Linked DNA regions of Mus musculus: regions 2 and 3 are each linked to region 1. The links are chromatin loops, found by intact Hi-C in ENCODE. Cell type or tissue: heart. All regions are shown on one strand.

What was found. A loop is a pair of places that touch in the nucleus more often than their neighbours do. Peaks named below come from ENCODE experiments on the same cell type or tissue, not always from the same donor. Only the 100,000 strongest peaks of a DNase experiment are listed, where the experiment ranks them.
Region 2: a loop joins it to region 1, with 4 times the contacts of the local background. A loop is called at or near these places in 9 of 42 quality-filtered maps.
Region 3: a loop joins it to region 1, with 4 times the contacts of the local background. A loop is called at or near these places in 4 of 42 quality-filtered maps.

What each region holds. Positions count from the first base shown.
Region 1 is chr1:179,844,229-179,852,228 of GRCm38, reverse strand. No RefSeq gene overlaps it. Among named protein-coding and RNA genes, the nearest start is that of Gm31668, 30 kb to the left of the region's middle. In heart, CTCF peaks have their summits at 4,358 (motif pointing left), 6,964 and 7,166 (motif pointing right); DNase peaks (open chromatin) are centred at 4,278, 6,215 and 7,148; H3K4me3 peaks cover 963 bases; H3K27ac peaks cover 755 bases.
Region 2 is chr1:180,226,271-180,234,270 of GRCm38, reverse strand. Psen2 (presenilin 2) reads left to right here. Exons shown (of 11, transcript NM_001128605.1): 7 at 562-660; 8 at 4,346-4,429; 9 at 4,784-4,885; 10 at 5,310-5,428; 11 at 6,543-7,267. The coding sequence ends at 6,698. Among named protein-coding and RNA genes, the nearest start is that of Gm37336, 7.9 kb to the right of the region's middle. In heart, CTCF peaks have their summits at 3,464 (motif pointing right) and 7,712; no DNase peak of the experiment used is centred here; H3K4me3 peaks cover 532 bases; H3K27ac peaks cover 665 bases.
Region 3 is chr1:179,503,322-179,511,321 of GRCm38, reverse strand. All of the region lies in intron 1 of Smyd3 (SET and MYND domain containing 3), which reads left to right. Among named protein-coding and RNA genes, the nearest start is that of Smyd3, 11 kb to the left of the region's middle. In heart, a CTCF peak has its summit at 4,224 (motif pointing left); no DNase peak of the experiment used is centred here.

The DNA.
Region 1 (8,000 bases):
CAAGTTGCAAAAATCCCCTCGGGATCTTGTTGACACCTGATGTCAGGCTGCCTCTCTCTGTCACCTTCTTCTCTGCCTCCTCTCAGCCATACTTGCCCCTCCTCCCTAGACCTACACCCTGTTCATCCAACTGCAATCTAGGTTCTATCCTACTGTGATCTGAAGCTGAGTTTATCCAGGTCATGAAAGTGAGTTCTCTAACGAGAAATACAGGACTCCCTCTGCCCTATATCCAGCACAGTCTAGGCTGCCTCTCCTCCCTGCACCTCTAGGCTAGATCTCCTTCCTACTTTGTACCCCTATTGTTTCTTCCTTTTCCTCTTCCTTTTCCTTTTCCTCTTCCTCTTCTCCTCCTCCTCCTCCTTCTCCTCCTCGTCTTCCTTTTTCTCTCCTCCCCCTTCTCTGACTTTACCAGCCCCTGCAGCCCGCAGCTTGTCCCCTCTATTCTTTCTATTGAGACCACAACTTCCATATTCATAACTGTTATCTGTGGCTCTAGTTGATTTTTATTTTTAAAAATTACAATGCAGTCTGATGTAACAGCACACATGTGTGATCTCACCACTCAGCAGGCAGAGGCAGGAGGATCACAGGTTCAAGGCTAGCCTGACCACATAGAAAGTTCCAGGCCAGCCTTGACTGCTGGAGACCCTGTAATAAAATGAACATGGCTACAATTTACACCCCCACCCCCACTCCCACTTTTGGCTTTTTAGAAATTGTAACCACTACTGGCAGTGAAGTCCAATGATGGAGCACTTGTCTATCATGTTTAAAGGCCTTGGGTTTGATCCCTGGCACTGCAAAATAAAAATAAATAATATTTTATTTTATTTTACGTTGCTTTTCACTAGCAGAGGATGGTGCACTGTGGAGGCCAGAGGCCAATCCTGTAGAACTGGATCACTCCTTCCACCTTTTCAATGGGTTCTGGGTATTGAACTGGGGCCACCAGGCTTGCACAGCAATCACCTTTACTCGGTGAGCCATTTCATCAGCCCCAACAGTAACCATTTTCAGCATAGAGTCTAGAGGCATTAGGTACCTTTACGTTGACATGCGGCCATCCCCACCATCTATTGTGAGAGCTCTTTACCTTACAAAACTGAGATTCTACCATAACCACTCGGCCACTACTCCCCCTCTGCCCTCTCTCCACATCTTGGCAGCTGACATTCTACTTTTCATTTCTATGAGTTTGGTCAATGTAGACCTCTCAGTAGAGATAGAATAACATAATATTTGTCTTGTGTATGTGAGAGAGAGAGAGAGACAGAGAGACAGAGACAGAGAGAGAGAGAGAGAGAGAGAGAGAGAGAGAAAGAGAGAGAGAGAGAGAGAGAGAGAGAGAGAGAGAGAGAGAGAGAGAGAGAGAGAGAGAGAGAGAGACTGGCTTGTTTTACTTAACACATCATCTTCTGGGTTCTTCCATGAGATAGAATGAACCAAATTTTCCTTTGTGTCTGTGTGTGTGTGTGTGTGTGTGTGTGTGTGTGTGTGTGTGGTTTTACTTAACACATCATCTTCTAGGTTCTTCCATGAGATAAAATGAATCAAATTTTCCTCTGTGATTGTGTGTGTGCACAAAGTTCCTAGTGGTCTAGAGGATAGAGAACTTAATGAACAGTGTGTGTGCATGCACTGCAGGGAAAACCCTTGAAGTCCTGAGTAAAGCAAAAGGGGAGATGATGGATGCCTTCTCCTCCTCCTCTTCCTCTTCTTCCTCCTCCCCCTCCCCTCCTCCTCCTCCTCCTCCTCCTCCTCCTTCTTCTTCTTCTTCTAAGATTTATTTATTTATTTATTTTTAAGATGTATTTATTTGTCTATTTCATGTCTGTGAGTACACTGTTGCTATTTTCAGACACACCAGAAGAGAGCATCAGATCCCACTACAGATGGTTGTGAGCCACCATGTGGTTGCTAGGAAATGAACTCAAGTCCTCTGGAAGAGCTCTTAACCGCCGAGCCGTCTCTCCAGCCCCTCATTCCTTTTTTGTTGCTGTGATAAAGCACCCTGACAAAATCAACTCCAGAGAGAAAGGGCTTATTTCAGCTCACAGTTCCAGATGCCCGGCCCACGGCAGAAACGACAAGGCAGCTTGGTCACACTGCCTCTCCAACAGGAAGCAGAGTGGGATGAACACATGTCTGTCAACTGCTCAGCAATCTTTCTCCAGTTACACAATTCAGGACCTCTGTCAGGGAATGGCTCCCCCACAGAGGTAGCTTCCCACCTCTGAACACAATCAAGACTATCTTCCACGGGTGAGTGCACACACATACACACACATGCACACACCCAATGAGTGCACACACATACACACACATGCACACACCCAACGAGTGCACACACATACACACACATGCACACACCCAACGAGTGCACACACATACACACACATGCACACACCCAACTTCCAGATCCTCTAGATTGTGCCAGGTTGACAAGTCACACTCACCATCACAAAGTATACGTGTAGTTATTGTTTTGGGGTCAGAACATCCATATTCCCTCCCCTTCAACACCAGTCAGTGCTCCTTGTTCTCAGGTCCTGGGACTCAGACTGAATTATGTCACTAACCAGCAGACCGCGGACTGTGGAACTTCTCCTAGTTTATACACGTACCCTTCTGGTTCTACTGCTCTGGAGAACCGTGCCTGCTGTAACTGGTCAAGAACTATCTCAGGTAATAGAGGCAATTAGCAAAAATGTGGGTGTGAGATAGAGATAGAGATATATAGATAAATAGATGATAATAGATAGATGATAGATAGATAGATAGATAGGTAGATAGATAGCTGGCTGACAATTTCAAGTTATTCAAGGTGGCTGGAACACAGGAAGCTGGAGGCAAAGAGAAGTGGCCATAGACAAAATCATATCATGTTTGCTAGTACCAGGAAATCCAAGATACCAAAAACATGGAACTATTCTACAAGGCCTGTTAGAGATGATCTGTGAGCATCAGGGTTCAAAATTAGCAGTATCTGATAGTATAAATCATGATATCCTTGCAGAGTCTTTGGATTAAAGGATGGATGCGCTGTTGCCATAATTCTGGTCCCAAATGTTCCCCCAAGGTCTGTGTGTTAGAAACTTGGTCACCAGCCTGTGATGTTGCTGGGGTGGTGCCCGATAGAAGGAAGTTAGGTGTCCGAGGGTGCTCTGAGGCCCCTTCCTTTCTCTCTGCTTCCCAGCTGCCACGAGGTGAATGCGCCTCTTCTGCTCTGTGTGATCACCGTCATGACCTGTGCCACCACAGGCTCAGAGCAGAGGGCGGACAACCGTGGACTGAAACTTCTGAAATCAGGAGCCAAAATAATGGATTTCCTTTTCAAAGTGGATTCTGTCAGGTACCTTGTTACAGCCATGTAGCGCCGACTCTCACACACAGCTATGCACCTCAGATCTTCGGCTCACGTTTGCTGAACTGAGCAGATAGATGCACAGATTCCCCAGGCTCAATTCCGAACACTGAGTGAACCAGGCGAGGTGTGCATACCTATAATCCCAGTACTCAGGAGGTGGAGGCAGGCAAGATGACGTTTAGAGTGAGTTTGAGGTTAGCCTGGGCCAAATGAGATCTGAAAACAAAACAAAACAAAACAAACAAACAAACAAAAGCAGGAGGAGGAGGAAAAGGACAGACCTGTCAGATTGGCAAGAAAGACAGATCCTCCAAGGGTTGTCATGTAGTAGATTCAGCTCTGCACACTAAATTACAAAAAACAGCCCTGGGGCTAGGGCAGGCCCTGGATTCTGAAGTTTGCTCCTTTGGCTATGGCATGCGTGCTGTACTTCTTTACCTGCTAGCTAGCCTACCCTCCTTCTTTGCCCCTTACCTTACTTGATAAATCTCAGCCTTTTGCTTACACACTTGTGAGCCTATCCCATAGCCTGTTGGAGCCCGTCTTCCTCTCTGGGCAGGCTCAGACTTTAACCGCGTTCCCAGGTCTACCCCCACCTCCAGAATCACCTGGGCTCAGCCTGTCTCATTCTTTGACCCTCAGGTCTGAGGTAGTCTAGAAAGAATGTCCCTGTTGGTCGGCAGCTTGGCTGGGAAAGGACAGCGCTGTCGCAGGAAGCCTGTGTAAAGCGGCCGCAACCAAAAATAAAGGAGGGCCCGCCACAAAAATTACTGACTCAGTCGAGGCCTCTGTCCCGGGAAACATTCCCCGGATAAGTCACACCCTCAGGCGGCCGAGGCTGCTCAGAAAGACCTTTTTAGAGAAACTGGAATGGGGGGTTGGGGGGAGGAATTTTCCAAGAAGTCCTGGGCGGGAAGCTAGGCTGGGCGATGGGGAAGTGAACGGCTAGTTTCCATTTGCTGCCACCTCCCGGGAGATCTGAGAACTGCAGGTCTGCCTGGGGAGCAGGGTCACCGGGACGAGCAGCCCTGAAGTTAGGTCCCACTTTGTGAGGCTGCAGTTGGAGGGAAGGTGACAATCACAGACCATTTTGATGCAAAGGAAGAAAGGAAAAGTGCAGGCTATGAGCCTTCCGTTTCCGGTAGGTTTTCATGTCCTCAATTTCTAAGCCAAAACACCTCCTGCCATTCCTCCCACTTTTCCCTTTTCCACTTCTCTCTCGACTGATGGGAACTCCCTTCCTCCTCCTTCCTAAACAGCTTTCTCCCATCAATCCATCCTGCTCAGGGCAGCCAGTTTAAAACCACTTAGTCGTTCATGGATGCCCAAGGTCCCATTGAACACCCAACTCCTCAGACCCACCCACAAACTCTTCCTCACCTTCAGGAAGTCACTCTTTCCAGTTCCGTCCACCGAGTGAATTTCTCCCCGTTCCTCTCTATCCGTTTCAACCCATTCACCCTTCAAATAGCAGCGCTCCCATCAATCACTGCTCAGGGAAAGTCCCTGACCTGCAAAACTCAGCTCCTTCTGCCATCCACTAACACTTCTCACACTATCTTCAAGGCCAGTACCACAGTCTAATGACTGTATCTACTCATTTAATTCGTATCTCATTTCCCCTAAACTGCAAATCCACTATCACTGACATATTAAATCTGACATAGTAGTAAATTCTGAATAATATTTGGAATGAAAGTCAGGCATAGTGGCTCATACCTATAAATCCAGCACTTGGAAGGCAGGAATTTAACATGATCACATACACACAGATCTATATAGCGTGTATACATTTTCATATATACACATGTATACATACACACATCCAATGTATATATATGTATATATCGTATATCTATACATATATATGTGTGTGTATTTATATATACACACATACATATAAACACATATACACATACATGCATACACGCACACACATACACACCCTGAGGCATTTTCTTTCTATCTTTCTTTTCTTTCTTTCTTTCTTTCTTTCTTTCTTTCTTTCTTTCTTCCTTCCTTCCTTTCTTTCTTTCTTTCTTTCTTTCTTTCAAGTAGGGTCTCTCTATGCTATCTTGGCTGTTCTAGAACTCACTATGTGGACCAGGCTGGCCTCGAACTTACAGAGATCTGCCTGCCTCTGCCTCCTGAATCCTGGGATTAAAGGCATCACCACTACTCCAGGCTATGTGGATTTTTCATATGCAAAACAGAAGAATGGTGAAGCCTGGCCTGCTCGGTGCATTAATAACTGTAGGCTTAGAGTTTTCAAAACCCACTTTTAATAAGGGGTTCTCAAACTCTCCGGCACCCCCCCTTCTAGCCCACCATCCAAAAGTAGGGGAGAAAAGATGGTAAACAGGACAAGGGGACGTGGGCCTGTTTAGAAGTAGTTCTTTGGGGCAACTCCAATCTCTGTTCATCATGATACCAGCAGTCCAGATTAGTAGTGTCAGGATACTGTGCCTCTCTCAATGAAGTGAAGATCAGTGAGGACTTGAGACCAACTAAGCATTGCAAAGCTAGCTTTCACGTGTCCTCCCCTGGGTCTTACCTCAGCAACGTGCCACATGAGTCTGCATCCCATGACACAACCAGAAACTTGCGCGGGAAGTAACTTTTCTTGTTGCTCTAATAAAAGCAACTGAAGGAAGGAACGGAAGGGTTTGATTTCGGCTCACAGCTTGAAGGTATGGGAGTCTGAGAGGCAGCTGTCACTGGCGCAGTCTAGGCCTCTGCCCCGAGAATCATTCCCTAGAAAAGTCACAGCCCGCCTTAGTGGAGGAAGCAGGGGGAGATGAAGGCCTTCTCAGCTTGCCTCTTCCTTTTTCTTCAGTCCAGGACCCCAGTCCACCGGAAGGTGCCGCCCACATCTAGGGTTGGCCCTCCCACCAAATTACCCCATTCTAGAAGCACCTCGCAGGCACGCCCAGAGATCTGTGTCCTAGGAAACTCTAGATCCTGCCAAGTCGACTGTCTTTATTAACTGAGGCGGCAGTGCATTGATGGGTAAGGGGGATGATGTGTGGGATAAAGGGAGCAGAACTGAGGGGTGAAGTGAGGAGGGACCATAGCAGAAAGAAAGCCACTTATATGCCCCATTACAGGGGAATGCCCGGATCAAGAAGTGGGAGTGGGTGGGTAGGGGAGCAGGGCGGCGGCGGGGGGTATAGGGAACTTTCGGGATAGCATTTGAAATGTAAATGAAGAAAATATCTAATAAAAAATTGAAAAAAGAAAGGAAGGAAGAAAGAAAGAAAGCCAGCCACTGAACTGGTGACTCGTAAAATCCTGATGGTGCCAATAGGTAAATAACAAAAGAAAATAAATATTGAATCCCCCTGTTCTAGTTAATTCTTGTTGTTATGATAAGACATTTGGCCAAATTCAGAGGAGGAAAGAATTTATTTATTTATACTTCCTGGTCACAGTCCATCACTAAGGGAAGTCAGGGCAGGAACTTGAGGCAGGAACCTGGAGGCAGGGGCCACAGAGGAGCTCTGTTTGCTGGCTCACCCCCTGGCTTAGACTCAGCTAGGTTTCTTATAAAGCCCAGGTGCAATTTCTTAGGGATAGTGCCACCCATTGTGGACTGGGCCAATCTGATCTGGGCAATCCCTCAACTGAGGCTCCCTCAGGTGACCCCAGACTATGTCAAGCAGGCGGCTAGGGCTAGTCACCCTCAGGTAATCCCCCCCCGGGGGGGCGAGGGGCAGGTTCCAGAATAGGTGATGTCATACTGTGGGAGGGAGTCAGACACCTACTTGAGTGTCATGTAGTTGTGACAGCTCTTGGACACCAGAGGGCACTCTTGAGATTTTTGGGGGGCAGCTTGTCCTGGACGTGTGATGAGGGCTGAGGCACCGCCCTGTAACTGTGCAGCAGGCTGGGCCAGCTGTTCATTCAAGAGAAGTGCTCTGTCTGTGAGGTGCCAGCCACCCAGAGTGGCCATTGTGTTTTAATTCCTTACTGTGTTTTAAACCCCTTCTTTGGAAAAACAGCACCTTAGTTATTGGTTTTAGAGTTAAAATCTTTGCCCTTATACTTTGGTAGGATAGTAAATCAAGAAACTTTTTACCATAGCCAAGAGGTGGGCAGATGAACTAGGTAAGGATACTCACAAAATCTTTGAGACTAAATGTGTGTGTGCTGTGTGCATGTATGCTTGGATATGCATACACATATGTCTGCTGATACATGCAGTATCTTCCTTAAAAAAGGGTCAGCCAGCTCCAGGGAGCCTCATGTTTCTACTTGATCTCTGCTGGGCTGACAGGCAGCAGGGCTCAGCTTTTTTTTTTTTTTAATTTATTAGGTATTTTCTTCATTTACATTTCCAATGCTATGGGCTCAGCTTTTTGTGTCTGTGCTGGGGTCCCAAACTCAGGGACACATGCTTGCATACCATCATAAGAACTTTACCAACTGATCCATCTCTCCAGTCCCAAGAGAACAAATCTTCCTTATACTTATTCTATAGTATTGGGGATCAAACCTAGAACTTCATACAACCTGGGATGAAGTGTTCTGCTTTGTGAGCCCCTGAGACTGAATTACAGACAGAGCCATGCATCGTTAGAAACAAGGGCTTGGAGCACCCCCATCCACACTTTAGCTCTCAGATAAAATA
Region 2 (8,000 bases), 380 kb before region 1:
ACCATCCTGAGTCTTTAGGGGACATTTCACATTCACATGATAACAAGTGGGAAGGCACACAGGACATTCCCCTCCTGTCCTAAGAATGAAAACCTTCCTTCCTTCTTCTGTGATACTTGAAGCACATACCCCAAGTGACCACTCCCACTGCCCACATTTGCCGCTCATCAAGCAGCCTGCAAACTGAGCCCCTGATTCCTCAGGGCGGGCTTGGGTGCCCCGTGACGCTGTCTGTCACCACCTTCACTGCTAGCTGCTGCTGAGGTAGCATGAGCGCCATGGCCAGGGCTGCAACTCCCATTTTAAGGATGAGAAATCTGAGGCTTCGGGAAGAAAGACTTCCGAGCCTGTCTTCTGGGTCTCAGTACCTCGCTCTATCCACTCTGCAGCTACCTGCTTCGGCTCCATCAATGCAAACTGGATAAGTGGCCTTGGGACCCAAGTCCAGCAGCATGGTGGCCCAGAGTTCACTTAGGTTCCTGGTGATGGAGGGGTGGTTCTCTGTGCTGCTTGGGAATAAAGGGCCCCTTGAATATAACAAGGATGTCTCTGTTTTCCCAGATCTCGTGGCCGTGCTGTGCCCCAAAGGGCCACTGAGGATGCTGGTGGAAACTGCCCAGGAGAGAAATGAGCCCATATTTCCTGCCCTGATATACTCATGTGAGTGGTCCCATGCCTCTGCCAGACACTGGGGGGTCAGCAGGTGGCCTTTCGTGGAGGCGTGGAAGTGGGCCGTGGTTTTGATATCTGACAGGTTATATATTCTATCTTAACCAAAGATGAGGGTCTTATCATAACACTGAGGTCGCCACCTGCAGGAGGGTTCCACCTCTGGAGACCATGGTGGGCTGGATCTCACTCAGAAAGAAGATTGGGAAATCAGGGTTGGAGGTGGGATACTAGAGGGGTGTGGACAGTCCCGTGGCTATATTCTGTCCACCATCTGGCAGTCTGCATTGGCTATAGACCACATCGCATGAACATGCCACCTTCAGAGGCTTGTAGCCACCACTCAGCCCTGCAGGCTTTGGAGGGCAGGGCCCCCCACTTCCCTCTGGGGTTCATGGACAGTGGCTTAGAGTGGACGTTAGTCATTTCTAAAGAGAAGGCACAGGGATTGGCCCTGGCCTTGGGTCATGTCAGAGGGATGTGGGATTATACATGTATTTGACAGATGTTCCTACTTACCCGTAGCTCCTGTGTGTGGCATAGAGGTCTCACAGGAGGCATGGTTATGTGAGTTCACCAGTGATGTTCACTCCCTGTGGTAGCAGTGGCCGCTATCTGAGTATAGAGCCTGTGATTCTGGGGTTCTGGTGCCTCGGGTACCCTGGAAGCCCGCTGCTGAGCCGGGTAATCCCAATAGACGATGAATGAAGCTTAGAGTGGAGAATTGCCTGCAGCATGCCCCTTGGCTTGAAAGCATGTCCCAGAAATGTTCTAAGGATAAGGGGCAGATGGCTCTGGTCAGTCTGAGTGCCTGAGGCTGGGCGTTTCCTTATGTGCAAAGGAGGTTTGTATCCATAGAGAATTCATTCTTGGATGGAGGATGGAGGTAAACTAAGGAAGTAGATGGATGTAAGTAGGTATTTTACAGAAGGTGGCAGGTGCTCTGTTGAAGACAAGGGAGGGCTAGAGGTCAAGGACTTCACAGCCAAGTTTTGCAAAAGATGGCCAAGCAGACCTCATTCATAGCTCACACTTGACCAGAAAAACCTGACTTCTTATGTAGGGGTTAGCATTAGGTACAAATCTGGAGGCCAGCGGGTGAGGAAAGGGAGGCAGCTGGTACAAAGACCCCGAGGTAGGCTTGGGCGTGGGCTGGGGCTAGGTGTGCTCAGGGAGAGAGTCCAGTGCGACTAGAGCAGACAGGAAAGGTAGGAGGGGAAGGTCTGGACAGTATGAGCCCTGCAGACCACAGTGTGACACAATGGCCCATCTTCCTGAAGGAAATGTAAGCCCCTGAAAGACTGGGACAGCAGCACAATCCAGAGCCGGTTTGGACACGGAGAAACAACCCAGGAAGGGCCCAGTGGAGACTGTGGGGTGCCGTGAATTCTGGGGCAGTTTGCAAGCAAGACTTGCTGGGGTTGTAAGACGGAGCCAAGGTTAATGGCAGTGCTTTGTATCCGAGGAACAAGGAAGACATATTGCCTTTTGCAGAGAAGGGGCCAGGCTGGTGAGCCAGGGATGCTGTGTGGGTGTGGGTATGTGGGGGGGGGCGATATTAAGCCTGGGCTTTGGATTTTGTGGAGTGTGGAAATCTCAGCAGGGAACTGGAAACAGGAAGTAATAAACTCTGAAGAGAGGCTAAGCTGGAGAGAGACAGTTCAGTGAGTTGTTCCATTGTGCCCATATACCCAAGAGGATCAAAGCAGGCAGAGTTCAAACAAGCATGTGCACATTGTGTCTGTATCAGTTTCATTCACAGGAATTCAAAGCTCCAAGTGTCAGTGGATGACTGAAATATGGTAATTCCATACAACAGAGTATCATTTCCCCTTACAAAAGAAGGAAACTCTGACCCACGTGATATGGGCGAGCCTTGAGGACCCTGGGATAAGTGAATTGAGCTATCGACAAAAGGACAGGCATGGTGTGATTAAGGAGGCAGCAAGAGGAGGCAAAGTCACAGACGTAAAATAGAGTGGGTGCTTGATACAGTGGCCGAGGCAGGGAGGGACCATCAGTGAGCTTGGATTCCCATCTTGTAAGGTTTAGAGCTGGGTTTTTTTTCGCAGATCTGAATACACAGGGATGCAGGCACTGCATTTAAAAGTGTTTAGTTTGGGTGTGCATACGTGTCTGTATGAGCATACGATCATGCATACACCCCATGTACAGAGGCCAGAAGGAAGACATCCGCTCCCTCAGAGCTAGTATGAGAGGCATTTACAGGGCCACTGGCTTGTTAAAGGGCACAGGAGTGTGAGCCCTGCTTCTCATGATTGAGCAGCAAGTGCTCTCAGCCACCGAGCCAGCTCTTCAGCCTCAGGACTGAAAATCATTTCCTTTTTTTAAAAAATTGGTTGTTTTATTAATTTACATTTCAAATGCCCCCCTTCCCGGTTTCCCCTCCTCAAACCCCACCATTCCATCCCACCTCCCCTTGCCTCTATGAGGGTGCTCCCTACCCACCCACCCACTCCCGCCTCACTGCTCTAGCATCCCCCTATGCTGGGGCATTGAGCTTCCACAGAGCCAAGAGCTTCTCCTCCCACTGATGTCAGATAAGGCCATCCTCTGCTACATATGCAGCTGGAGCCCATAGGTCCCTTCATGTGTACTCTTGGTTGGTAGTTTAGTCCCTGGGAGCTCTGGGGGGGGGTCTGGTTAGTTGACATTGTTGTTCTTCCTATGGGGTTGCAAACCCCTTCATCTCCTCCAAGGACTGAATTTTTAAAAACTTGTTTTGAAAAGATTTGCCCTGCAAATGTTAGTTTGCCTGCAGTACCCATGGAGGCCACAAGAGGGCATTGGATTCCCGTTGAATTGAAGTTACAGACTCTTGTGAGCTGCCATGTGGGTGCTGGGAAGTGAACCCAGGACCTCTTCAAGCGGTTTTTAACCACAGCCCTCTCTCTAACCCCTATGGTTACATTTTTATGTTGCACTTCCTTTTAAAGACAATCTAGGTTCTAGCTGCAGTGGCCTGAGGACAGACAGGCTTTTAGGTTTCTTCTGCCTTTTGACAGTCTTGATTGAAGGAGGGCAGCTGTAACTGTAACCAAAGGCAGCATTTTAAGTTCAGAAAAATCCCATGAAAGAATTTGGCAAGCAAGAGTAGTAGTTATAGTAGTAGTAGACAGGGCTCTAAAGGAAGGGTGGAGGGGTTCAACCGGTCAGTGTGAAAGCTGGAGACAGGTTTGTCTCCTAGAACACGGAGACACCAAAGTAGTTCTAGACGACAAAGATTATTTCTTACTTGGAGGCAGTGACGTTCCTGGACAGTGAGCAGACCGAAATTACTGTTGAAATGGTGCCACAAGAGCTATTTCATCATGTAAACAATTTCCACGCCTCCCTTTTTGTAATAAACTGAAGCCTGAAAAATAAGACACGTTTTTAAAGATGCAGTTCACCAAGCCGCTCACTGAGCACCATTATTGCCAGTGTTGCTTGAGAGGATTGCAAAAGGACAAAGGTGAAATGTCAGTCCCCACCTAGCCAGTGTCCCTGAACTTCACCCTCCCCTCCCCCTGACCCCCAGCCTCGATCAGCCAAGCCTGAGCACAGCCTCGGGACAGAGGTGCTCTGCAGGCTTTCTGGGGACATAGATAGCCCGGCTCCACTTCCTCCAGGTCAGTACTACCTGAGGCATTGTGTCCCTTTGCTCTTCCTGTAGCTGCCATGGTGTGGACGGTGGGCATGGCAAAGCTGGACCCCTCCTCTCAAGGAGCGCTGCAGCTCCCCTATGACCCAGAGATGGGTGAGTATGGGGTTCACAGCCATGTCCAGGGAACGCCTTGACTGCACCTTGCTTGGCAGGTCCCTCTGTGAATTAAGGTTCAGCATGGCAGAGTGGCACTGCCTGACGGCCAGACTCTGACACCTGTCTCAGAGAGGGAGTGAGGGGTAGATTGCCCCTCCCGAGCCTTAGTTTCCCACCTCAGTTTTGCTGGATGTTGGTGGTGGGCAGTTCCGGGGAGCCTTGACATGGGAGGGACCTGGCGAATCTTCTGGATTTTTGTACCATCTGACCAGCCTTTGTCTCTCCCTGCCACTCTTCATGCTATATGATGACGGTGGCGATGACGGCGGCCCTTTGTTCCTGGACACTTAGAAGAAGACTCCTACGACAGTTTTGGAGAACCCTCATACCCTGAAGCCTTCGAAGCCCCCCTGCCTGGCTACCCAGGGGAGGAGCTGGAGGAGGAGGAGGAAAGTAAGGTGCCCGCGTTCAGATGGCCTGCTTCACAAGTTTATTTAAAAATACCTTTAGTCAGATGCTATGCCAAACTGCACCGCAGCCTGCAGTCCCAGTGGTCTCTCCTAACCAAGTGACTCCCTGAGGTACCAGGCTTCTGCCTAGGCTGCCAGTCACTCAGTCCGTGGTCCCATCCCCACACCCCGATGCCCCCAGACTTTTTCTAGGAAGTCCATCTTGTCGCTAGTCTGCAATACTGCATACTGCAGCTGAGGGAATCTCTCATCACGACACTCTTGCTGGGTCGCTTGGCTCAAGTCCTGGCCCCTCACTTCCTTTTTTTTTTTCTTTTTTTTTTTTTTTTTTCTTTCTTTTGCCTGCTTCCTGCCGAGGTTTCCTATCAGTTGGATTGGACAGGGACCACTTTCTCTTCTCCACACAGGGGGCGTGAAGCTCGGCCTGGGAGACTTCATCTTCTACAGCGTCCTGGTGGGCAAGGCTGCAGCCACTGGCAACGGAGACTGGAACACTACGCTGGCCTGTTTTATCGCCATCCTCATTGTGAGTGGGCTGTGTGGTGGGTGTGGGCACTCGTGGGTCATTTATTGTTGCTGTCTCCCCTCTTAGGGCAAAGGCATCGAGGGGAGGGGTGTCCAAGGTGTGCTCCCTCCTGAGAGAGAGCACCCGGGATGGAGTGGGAGGCTTGGATCTCACTCACCATATGTATCTTATGCCAGGACCTGGATGAGAGCTTTAGGCCCTTGTCCCTTGGTTCCTCCGATCGTGGATTGTCTGAGATTTATGGGTGATGAAATAGCCAAAGGCTTTTACCCATGGAAGCAGGGAGGAGCGGAAAGGTCTCCCCTCCCATTCCACAGCTGCATATTCTCAGTGCCATCAGGACCCCAAGGGATGCTGAAACCTGGGTCTTCCAACCCCAGCAGTAGTCTGGAGGCTCTGATGGTTGGCACTCAAGCTGGGAGACATACCCTGCAATGTCATCTTAGAGGATGCTTCTTTTAGATGTCAGAAGAGTCCCTGAGAAGGCTGCAGCACCTTGTGCTGCCCTTAGGTGGGAGCCTGGTGCTTTGTCCAGTGACCAGAAGAGCTTGTCTCTGTCCACATGTGTGTCAGGGATGGGATAACAGACCTGGGGTTCCTCCCCTTCCATGCTGTCTGACTTGGGACCCGTTGTTCCAAGGGCAGGGCAGGCACTTTGGTGATTTGCCCTCACCCTAGACACCAAGGGTAGAGGTAGAAACGGCCACCACCATGCTTGCTTCCAAAGGGACGGCTTACACAACACCTATGATTTCATTGGTGACTGCTGCTGAGAATCTCAGAGGGTTTCATTTCAGCTCATCTGGGTCTCTTGTAAATGCAAACAAAATAAAACAACAAAACTCCAGTCCCTGGAGAGAGGCTCCCACCATCTATTTGCCCACTGTCCCTAGATGGGGAAGCCCTATGGCCTGTCCAGGGCTCTGTCCACCTAGTAACCAATATGCAGGTGTCCTGACTGGGGTGGGGGGGAGCCCTGCCCCGTGCATCTTGAGGGGCAATTGCATATCTCTAAGAGACAGCACATGTCTGTGGCCGTTCGGGCTAGTCTCAGGATTACACCACCCACAAGGTCATGTCACCGAGTTCCCTCACCTTGATGTCCTTCCTGCAGGGCTTGTGTCTCACCCTCCTGCTGCTTGCTGTGTTCAAGAAGGCTCTGCCCGCCCTCCCCATCTCCATCACCTTTGGACTCATCTTCTACTTCTCCACAGACAACCTGGTGCGCCCTTTCATGGACACTCTGGCCTCCCACCAGCTCTACATCTGACAGGAGCCAGGCGGAGGCTCCGAGAGCTATGGGGGCGTCACTGGATGCAGGTGTATAGTTTTACACTCTAGTGCCATATATTTTTTAAAGAAATTTTCTTTCCTTACAAAAGAAGAAGAAGAAAAAAAAAAAAAGAATAAAAACGTGTCGTGTTTACTTCGTGATGAGGAAGCAGAAGCCACCCTTCGGTGCTACCTGTCTTGTCACCAGACTGCAGCTTGCCTGTCGGAGCATCTGTGGCGCCGGTGGGATGCTTGGATGCTCAGCAAGCAAGCGTCTCTTCAGGGATGAGGTCGTGTGTGGAGCAGGTTGGGGAGGATGCAGGCCCCTGTCCACGTCTGTAAGTCTCCAGGGATGATCAGAAGGAACAGGTGCATTGTGGGAACCAGGAGGCGCCATCACCCTGACCAGAGGTGGAAAGCCCGTGTGCAGTCATGAATGTCCCCAGTGCTGTGTTTGTGATGTCTGTTACTTTAGAACCTTAGAAGCCAAGTCCTGTTCTTATTTCTGCAGTGACTGCTGGGAAGTGGCTTAATAATGATACCAATAAACAGATGCTCCTGCTGGAATGCTGGTGTTTGGCCCCTTTGTTCTCCGCTGTGTAGTGAGAGGGGCTAGGGGCGGGGCTTAACCCATTGTCTTAGGGTTTCTGTTCCTGCACAAATATCTTGACCTGACCAAGCTTAACTGCCTGGCCTCTCTGCACTGGGTTCTTTAACTAAAAAGTTCCATAACAGGGCATTGGGAGGTATTGGGACAAAACCTGCTGGAACCACATAGATCCCTGGCTATGGCTTTGGTAGGTTGTATGTGGGGTCAGAAATACTGCAAGGAAGTTGCTAAAAAGCTGAGTGGTTGCTTTGACAGATGTCCGTCCTTAGTAGAAGCCAGAAAGCCAAAGGGCTAGGGGGCCACCTGGGTTCAGAGTTGCTTCCGGTTCCTGCCTGCGATGAAAGGCAGGCAAGCTTCTCTCTGCCTCAGCCTGGCACAGGTTGCTGAGTCTCTGAAGTGCCTCTGGGTGGGGACGTGAGACCACAGAAGCTACTGCCCTGCTGGGGCTGCAGAGAAAACCCAGGTGTGTGTGCTAGCCCCAACCCTGTGCTCCAAAAGTAACTGCTGGGTACTGAGCAAGGGTGGCGCTTCTTCCCCCGTAGCACTACCTGAGACACAGCAGAGACCCAAGAAGACCAGCAGGGCAGGGACACATGCTGCTGATATCAGACACCATGTTGGAAGTTGGTAACTGATACAGAGCAGAGCCTGGGAGACCAGAGAGCAGCTGAGGATGCCGGGATAATTCCT
Region 3 (8,000 bases), 340 kb after region 1:
CCTGGACTTACCAAGTAGACTAGGCTCCCTAGCTACTTCTCTTGCTCTGAGATAACAAGAATGTGCATCATTCCTGGCTTCTGTATAGGTAGGTCCTCAGGGACTGATCTTAGCTCTTTACACTTGCAAGGCAAGCACTTAACCAGTTAAGCTGTTCAACTCAGGCTAGTCTGGAACTCCAGATATCCTGTAGCTGACCTTGACCTCCCGGAAGGCCTGCCTCATCTGACCCCAACGCCGTGATTGTGATTATAGGAGTCAGCCTCAACAGCCTTCTCTTCTGAGCTTGGTGGTCTTTGTTTTTCCTTGCCTAGTTTTTGTTCGGTTGCTGTGAGGCGATACCAAGAGCAAGATAACTCACACAAGGAAGCAGTTAATTGGGGCTTGCTTACAGTTTCAGAGCGCTGGTCCATGATCATGGCGAAAAGCAGGCAGGCATGGCCCTGTAGCTGTAGCGGACAGGTTTACATCCTGATCTGTAGGCAGCAGGCCAAGAAGGGAGGGATGGGGGGCGGGGGGATGGGACAGAGGGGAGGAGGAAGGCAGTGAGCAGAGACAGATAGACAAAGCCCCTCTCCAGTGACACACCTCCTTCAACAAGGCCACTCCTCCTAGTCCTCCACAAACAGTTCATCATCCTGAGACTAAGTACGTGAGTGTATGAGCCCATGGCGGTGGAGGGCGGGTATTCGCATCCAAACCACCATACTTTATTGAAGATTTGATATTGACAGTTACAAATGGTCACAGAATGGATTGACTTGAAGTGCTAATCTGCTTAGCATTATATGTCTTAGGGGCATGCATAACAGTTAGAGGGGAACAATTTTTGAAATGATCACACATCTGAGAGATCGAGGTGTTGGGTGAATTTTCTAAATTAAGTTACCAAGAAAGGTAGGTATTGTAATGAATAGTTTAGTTTAGCAAAGGTCAATTCTCACACTGGCTTGCTACCCCGAGTGGAAATCGTGAAACCTGGTGCCCCTGACTCCTAATGAGTAAAAGACATTCAGAGCGTGCAGTGACTGCTCATTGATTGAGATCACTGGTTGCTCCTGCAGAGGACCTGGGTTTGGTTCTCAGACCGATGGAGCAGCTTGCAACTCCCTGTAACTCACTTCCAGGGTTTCTGACTCTCTTCACCAGGTACAAATCCATATTTGTATGGAAAACTACTGAGAATTAAAACACACACACACACACACACACACACACACACACAGAAATGTTATGTGAATATGTTTTCATTTCAAATCCCAGGTGTGGGATATAGGGCTGCTTCAAATTGTCCACAGCAGGTGACTATGATTTGCCTCATGCTCTAGCAGGGGTATGATATTGCCAACTGAGGATAGTTTATGTTTGGAATTCTGGGAACTCTTGAGAGGGTACGACAGAGCCCCAAGAAAGGCGGCCGCTGCTGGAAAAACTTAAATAATAGAATGAATATATCTAAAACTTATTTTAAAAGAAACATCAGGGGCTGGTGAGATGGCTCAACAGGTAAGAACATCCAACTGCTCTTCTGAAGGTCCTGAGTTCAAATCCCGGCAACCACATGGTGGCTTACAACCATCCGTAACGAGATCTGACTCCCTCTTCTGGTGTGTCTGAAGACAGCTATAGTGTACTTACATATAATAAAAAATAAATAAATCTTAAAAAAAAAGAAACATCGGGCGTGGTGGTGCACACCTTTAATCCCAGCACTTGGGAGACAGAGGCAGGTGGATTTCTGAGTTCGAGGCCAGCCTGGTCTACAGAGTGAGTTCCAGGACAGCTGGGGCTACACAGAGAAACCCTGTCTCGAAAAAAAACCAAAAAAAAAAAATCATTTGAACATCATTTGAGTTTATATGATAGCTAATTTTGTGAAGTTTGTTAGTGCTGGGCACAAGCCAGTTACTGACTTCGTATAAACTCCTTTTCCATAAGGAAGCCCTGAAGGCAGAGGACTGGTAGAATCATTTCATAGGCTATACTTGTAGCGCTGTTTTGAAATCATGGCTTGGGTATTCCTTGTAATGGCTGATGGGTTTATCTGGGGGTCCGAGACCTGTGAAGGAATGAGATGGAGTGACTGGTGACTAGTGGGTAGAAAAGGACACTGTGGACACGAATGACTTCCAGGCTTCCTTGCAGGTGACGGTCATAATTCCTGTTGTTTTGCTTATTTTCTTTAGCAAGGTGGTTTGGGAAAGGGCCGCGTGGCTGAGCTCTGAGCCTGAAAACATTTGATCCATGTGAATGCCACAGCCGAGGACATTGTTATCAGACAGGAGGACCTGCTCTGTACACGGCAGTAAGCTTTTTTCCATTTCCAGACTGCTCGATGCTTGCTCCGGGTGCTCAAGAAGGACATGGGACAGGGGGTAGAGGATGGTGCCTGGAAATCAGTGTCCTACGGACTTCTCCAGTAGTTAATTAATCCTGGGCTTGCAAATGGTGAGACCCCCAGGACCAGCCAGCTCCCTGCTGTCAGTTTGTATTTCCTCGCCCCTGCCATGGAGACATCAGATTTCTTCCCACTGTTCTGTTGCCCACTGCTGCGGTCTGTGCTGCTTTGACTTATGACTGCTATTGGAAATCTCTGTGAGCAGTGCCGTTCTTGTTCTCCTCTTTCATGGGATGGCAGTAGCCAGCTAATGCCTGTGGTGGCGGCTGCTCTTCTTGTGTGCTGTCCTTTGACATAGCCCCTTTACATGCTGGAAAATTTATTGGAACAGATTTCGTAGGAAGATGCTGCTGAGTAGTAAAAAAAAAAAGCTGCTGAGCACAGTGTTTGATTTTGAGATAAGGTCTGTGGCCCAGGATGGCTTGGAAATCACCATGTGGTCAAGGGTGACTTTGAACTACTGATTCTGCTTCCACCTCCCAAGTGTTGGCAATCCAGGCCGCCTATACCACCATATCTGGTGTAAGAGGTTTTGTTTATGTCTATTAATATTTACAGCATAGAGAAATAAAAACTGATACATTGCAAAACACTTATTAAAACATACTAATTTGAAATAAACTTTCTATTTATTTATTATTGAAGGAGGGTTTTATGTGCTCCAGGCTGTCTTCTAACTCCTAACTAGCCGAGGATAGCCTTGAACTCAGATCCTCCTGACTCCACCTTTCAAGTTCTGGGATAACAGATGCATGCTACCATGCTTGGATTACAAACTATGTTTTCTTGTGGCTAGAGAGATGGCTCTGGACTGAAGAGTCTTTGTTCCTCTTGTAGAGACCAGAGTTTGTTCCCAGTACCCAAATGGGATTAACACACAACAGCCTGTAACACCCACAGTCTCCAGGTGATCCAAAGCTGCTTTCTGGCTTCTGTGTGCGCATGCACACATGCATGTATACACCCATGCTGTCACAAATGCATAAATAAAAATAAAAGGTGTTTTCATAAAGAAATAAACACAAACTGTCCTTTTTCTTTTGTTTTGTACTTTTGAGATAGGATCTCTTTATGAAGCCTTAGGTGTCTTGGAACTTGCTATGTGGACCTGATCTCTCAGAGATCTGCCTGCCTCTTCCTCCTGAGACCTGGGATTAAAGTTGTGGGCTGCCATTCCTGTCCTATAAATGTTATCTCCCGAGCCATAAGAGCTTTAGTGAGAGTGAGGGAGACGAAGACAGGATTGCTGGAGTCCTCCATGCTGAGATCCTGTCTTGAAAGGAAGAAAACCGAGGCAGAGTGGGTAGCATTTAATGAAGCATTCCACAGGAGTCAGCCGTGGTGCACGTCAGGGGGAGGAGGAGGGGGAAGGGGAGGAGGGAGAGGGGGAGGGGGTGGGGGGAGGGGGAGGGGGAGGGGGAGGGGGAGGGGGGTTGGGTGTGGAGATGATTAATCCTGCAGGTTTGAGTTGGATGCTAGCCTTCCCTGTGTGGGAACCTGGGGAAGGTGGTAAGGGAAGCAGACCAGGAAGAAAGTAAGACTGAACACCTAGTGAGTAAATAACAAATCAGAATTAAAGGAAGCAGGAGACAACAGGGAAAGGAAAAGCTGGGCTTGGTGGCATGTGACTTTTATTCTGTCACAGGGATTCTCCCCTGTCAAAACTCAACCTACCTATCTACCTATCTTAAGAATTAAAAACTCAGGCTGGAGAGATGGCTCAGCGGTTTAGAGCACTGGTTGCTCTTCCAGAATATCTGAGTTCAATTCCTAGCAACCACATTGTGGCTCATGCCCATTTATAAAGGGGTCTGATGCCCCCTTCTGGCCAGCAGGTGTACATGCAGACAGCACTCATTAAAAATAAATAAATTAAAAAAAAAAAAACTAGCTATTTAATCTTGGGATGTAGATGCAGGTAGTTATCTGACTTGGAGTCAGATGGCTAGCGTTGAGACCATATCTCTAAAATAAATAAATAAATAAATAAATAAATAAATAACACAAAAATATACAGAAAGATTTGAAAAACCTAAACAGAAACTTGAGCGATGAAAGTTGTAGTTCTTGACAAAAGTTCTTCCCAGAGGGCCAGATACTTAATGGTATTTAGTGTAGCATTTTGGTAGGCGGGTTAAACCGGTTTGTTTGGATTATGGAATACTGTTTCACTGTTAACACTGAGGCAGAGCTGCTTGTACAGGTGTGGCTGACACACTACTGATGAATCAGGTTGTGGAACAGTGCGTGTGCGTGTGTGTAATAAAATGTCTGGCGCTCAGAGTGTAGCCCAGGGGTCGAGCTCAGCACACACAGGCTCAGTCACAGCACTGACCAAGTAATGAAAGGTAGCAGGCTCTGCATGGTTTTGAGTTGTACTTGTGTGTTTAGAGTGGGCCTTGAAGGTACAGCAGAATTCTTATTATTTCTCGAGAGTGATTTTTCAGAGGGTTTGGAAGAAACTATTTTGTACTTTTGTGTTTTAAGGCATTTGTCACTTTCTGTAATTGGCCATTTAAATAAATTTAGAGAAAGCTGTATGTGTCTCTGTGTGACTGTTTGTTGCTGGTGGCAGTGACTGAACCCATGGCCTCATGCATGTTAGGCAACACTGCCACTGAGCCACAGCCCCACCCTGTGCTCTTTTTCCTTGTCGGAGGTGGGGATGCAGTCTGTAGCCTCGATGGACCTTATGAAGTCAGATGCACTATTATCCAACAAGGTCCTCTGATACTCACTGTGTATTCTGTATTCTAAGCTGACCTTGGACTTGAAACAGTCTTTCCACCTTCAGCCTCTTGATTTCTGGGCTTATAGATGTGAGGCCCCACCCTAGCTCAACTCAGGTTGGAGCTAGCACTTGTGTTTTAGATTTTTAATTCATTTTATTTTAATTTTTGAGACTAGATTTCATGTAGCCCAAGGTCAGTCTCAAACTCTGTAGCTGAGGATGTTTTTTTAAAAATTTTTATTTATTTATGTATTTATGTATTTATTTATGTATTTATTTATTTATTTATTATATGTAAGTACACTGTAGCTGTCCTCAGATACTCCAGAAGAGGGCATCAGATTTCGTTAAGGATGGTTGTGAGCCACCATGTGGTTGGTGGGATTTGAACTCAGGACCTTCGGAAGAGCAGCTGGCACTCTTAACCACTGATCCATCTCGCCAGCCCGCTGAGGATGTTTTTAACCTGACCCTCCTGCGTCTGGCTGCAGCTCCCCACTGCTGGGCTCCCAGGCCTGTGCCGCCACAGGCTTGGAACTACCAGCTCTGGATTCAACCTGTGGAGTCTGGGGTTTACAGATATATGCTAGTTAGGAAGGTGGATCTCTGATGTGCAAGGCCAGCCTGGTCTACAGAGTGAATTTCAGGATAGCCAGGGCTACACAGAGAAATTCTGTCTCTGGATGGATTGGTGGGGTGGGGAAGAGACCAGCACTGTTGAGGTGAAATCAGGGGTGTTTCCTCAGAGTCAGCACATAGAAGCTGGGCTCCAGGGGTTCCCTAGGTTGTACCTCATGCTCACAACTGGAGTCAGTGGTGTGAGAGTCACCTGGGTAGAACTGTTTTTTAAGATCTGAAGGAAGGGGTTGTGGAGAACAGCTGAAGCATGGCTCTGTGTAGCCAGGCTGGAGTCCCCGAAGAGAGCCCAGGGGAGGCTGCTGTGAAAGTGCAGCCCAGTTGCAGCAGAAGACCCAGGATTTTGGAGATGCCAGTTCTGTGGAATAACTGCCAAGGACAGCAGCAGCCATGGAGTAGAGCCCGCCTGAGCTTCAGAGACAGCTGTGTGTGCTGCAGAGGGTGGAGCTGGAGAAGTGACCCAGGTAGCTTTCGTTCAGGCTGAGTGTCACACAATAGAAACCCTGGCTTAGACGGGCATCGCAGTTGGCTGTGGTGGTAAGTCAGATCCTGTCCTTTTGGTTTCTTCCCTGTTTTCAGCTTCGTGTTGCAGCTAAGACTTTGTGTGGAAAGGTTTTAAGATGGTTCAACTAGCCTGCTCATTAAGACTCCCCTCGAAAATTAGCCGAGGGTAGTTCATTGCTTACCGATTTCCAACTGTGTTGCTCCCCTGCACTTGACAGCTCAGCCTAGCGCTCCACCACAGCAAGAGTCTTCTCGTGTTTAGTTATTTACATGCTTTCACACATGCACTTACAAATCTACAGGATTCTGCTGCTGTTCACACGGTTCACACTTATTTTCATCTTTGTCTTTTCCTTCTTTTCCTTTTCTGTTTTTTGAGACATGGTCTCTGGCTGTCCTGGAAATAGCTATGTAGACCAGGCTGGCCTCAAACTTAGAAATCCACCTGCCTCTGCCTTTGGAGACCTGGGTCTAAAGGCGTGCCCCCTTCTCCCCCTTCCCCTCCTGCCAGCTCTTCGATGTATAGACCATGCTGGTCTAGAATTTACAGAGATCTACCCAAATTCTGGAATTAAAGGTATGTGGCACCATGGCCAACATTTGTCGTTTATTTTTTTTTAAATTTATTTATTTATATATGAGTGCTTCGTCTGCATATACACCTGCATGACAGACGATCCCTTTTATGAATGGTCATGAGCTACCATGTGTGTGCTGGGAATTGAACTCAGGTCCTCTGGAAGAGCAGCCAGTGCGCTTAACTGCTGAGCCATCTCTCCAGCCCCCAGCGTTTGTCATTTTGATTGTGTTCTTGCATTTCCCCACTCTCTGAGGGAGAGACTTCAATTAGGCTCCAGGGTGAAGGCTTCTTTCTCTATGTTTTCTTAATTTTACATGTGTTTCTGTTGTGCTTCTGTCTCCATGCATACATACATACACACACACACACACACACAGTCATTAGGTGGGAATCTGGAACAGAGAATCTCGAGCCATATAAATGTTTCTGTAGGATGACTGTCCTTGTCATCTTATGGAGACTAAAAATCAAGCCAAACCCAACACACCTGTTACTGTATACTGGAAACACGGTGAAATAGGAAAGGGTGAATCCAAGAAGGAATCTGGCTGTGGACTCAGAAAAAGAAAAGTAGGGTGAGGGCCTGGTACTGAGAACATGTCACACTAAGTGTGCTGAATAAAACTGATGGCGGTTGGTGAGGTGGCTGCTGATGGCGGTTGGTGAGGTGGCTGGGTGGGTAGGGTCTTGCTGCTGAGTCACCTGGTGACCTTAGGTTAATCCCTGTAACTGACAAAAGATGTGCAGAACTCACTCCTGTAAGTTTTCCCCGACTCCTACACTTGTAAACATATATATGTACACATACACACATGTACACACACACACACACACACACAGATGAAATAAGGTAAACCATAATGTAACTTTGTAGCCACTGATGTATCTATAAATGGACCTTTGTATACAAGAGGTTAACAGCGGGGAGTTTACGGCTCAGCGGTTACATGCACCTGCTGCTCTTGCAGAGGACCTGGGTTCAGTCCCCAGCATCCACACTGTGGCTCTCAGCCATCTGTAACTTTAGCTTTAGGAGATCAGATGCTCCTCTGGGTGAGTATGGACAGGAGTATGGGCAGACAGTGTAGAAGCACTGGGGCGTGGGGAGGGCAGTGCAGGGCTACCCAGCACCTGCCCACAGGAGGCTCTCA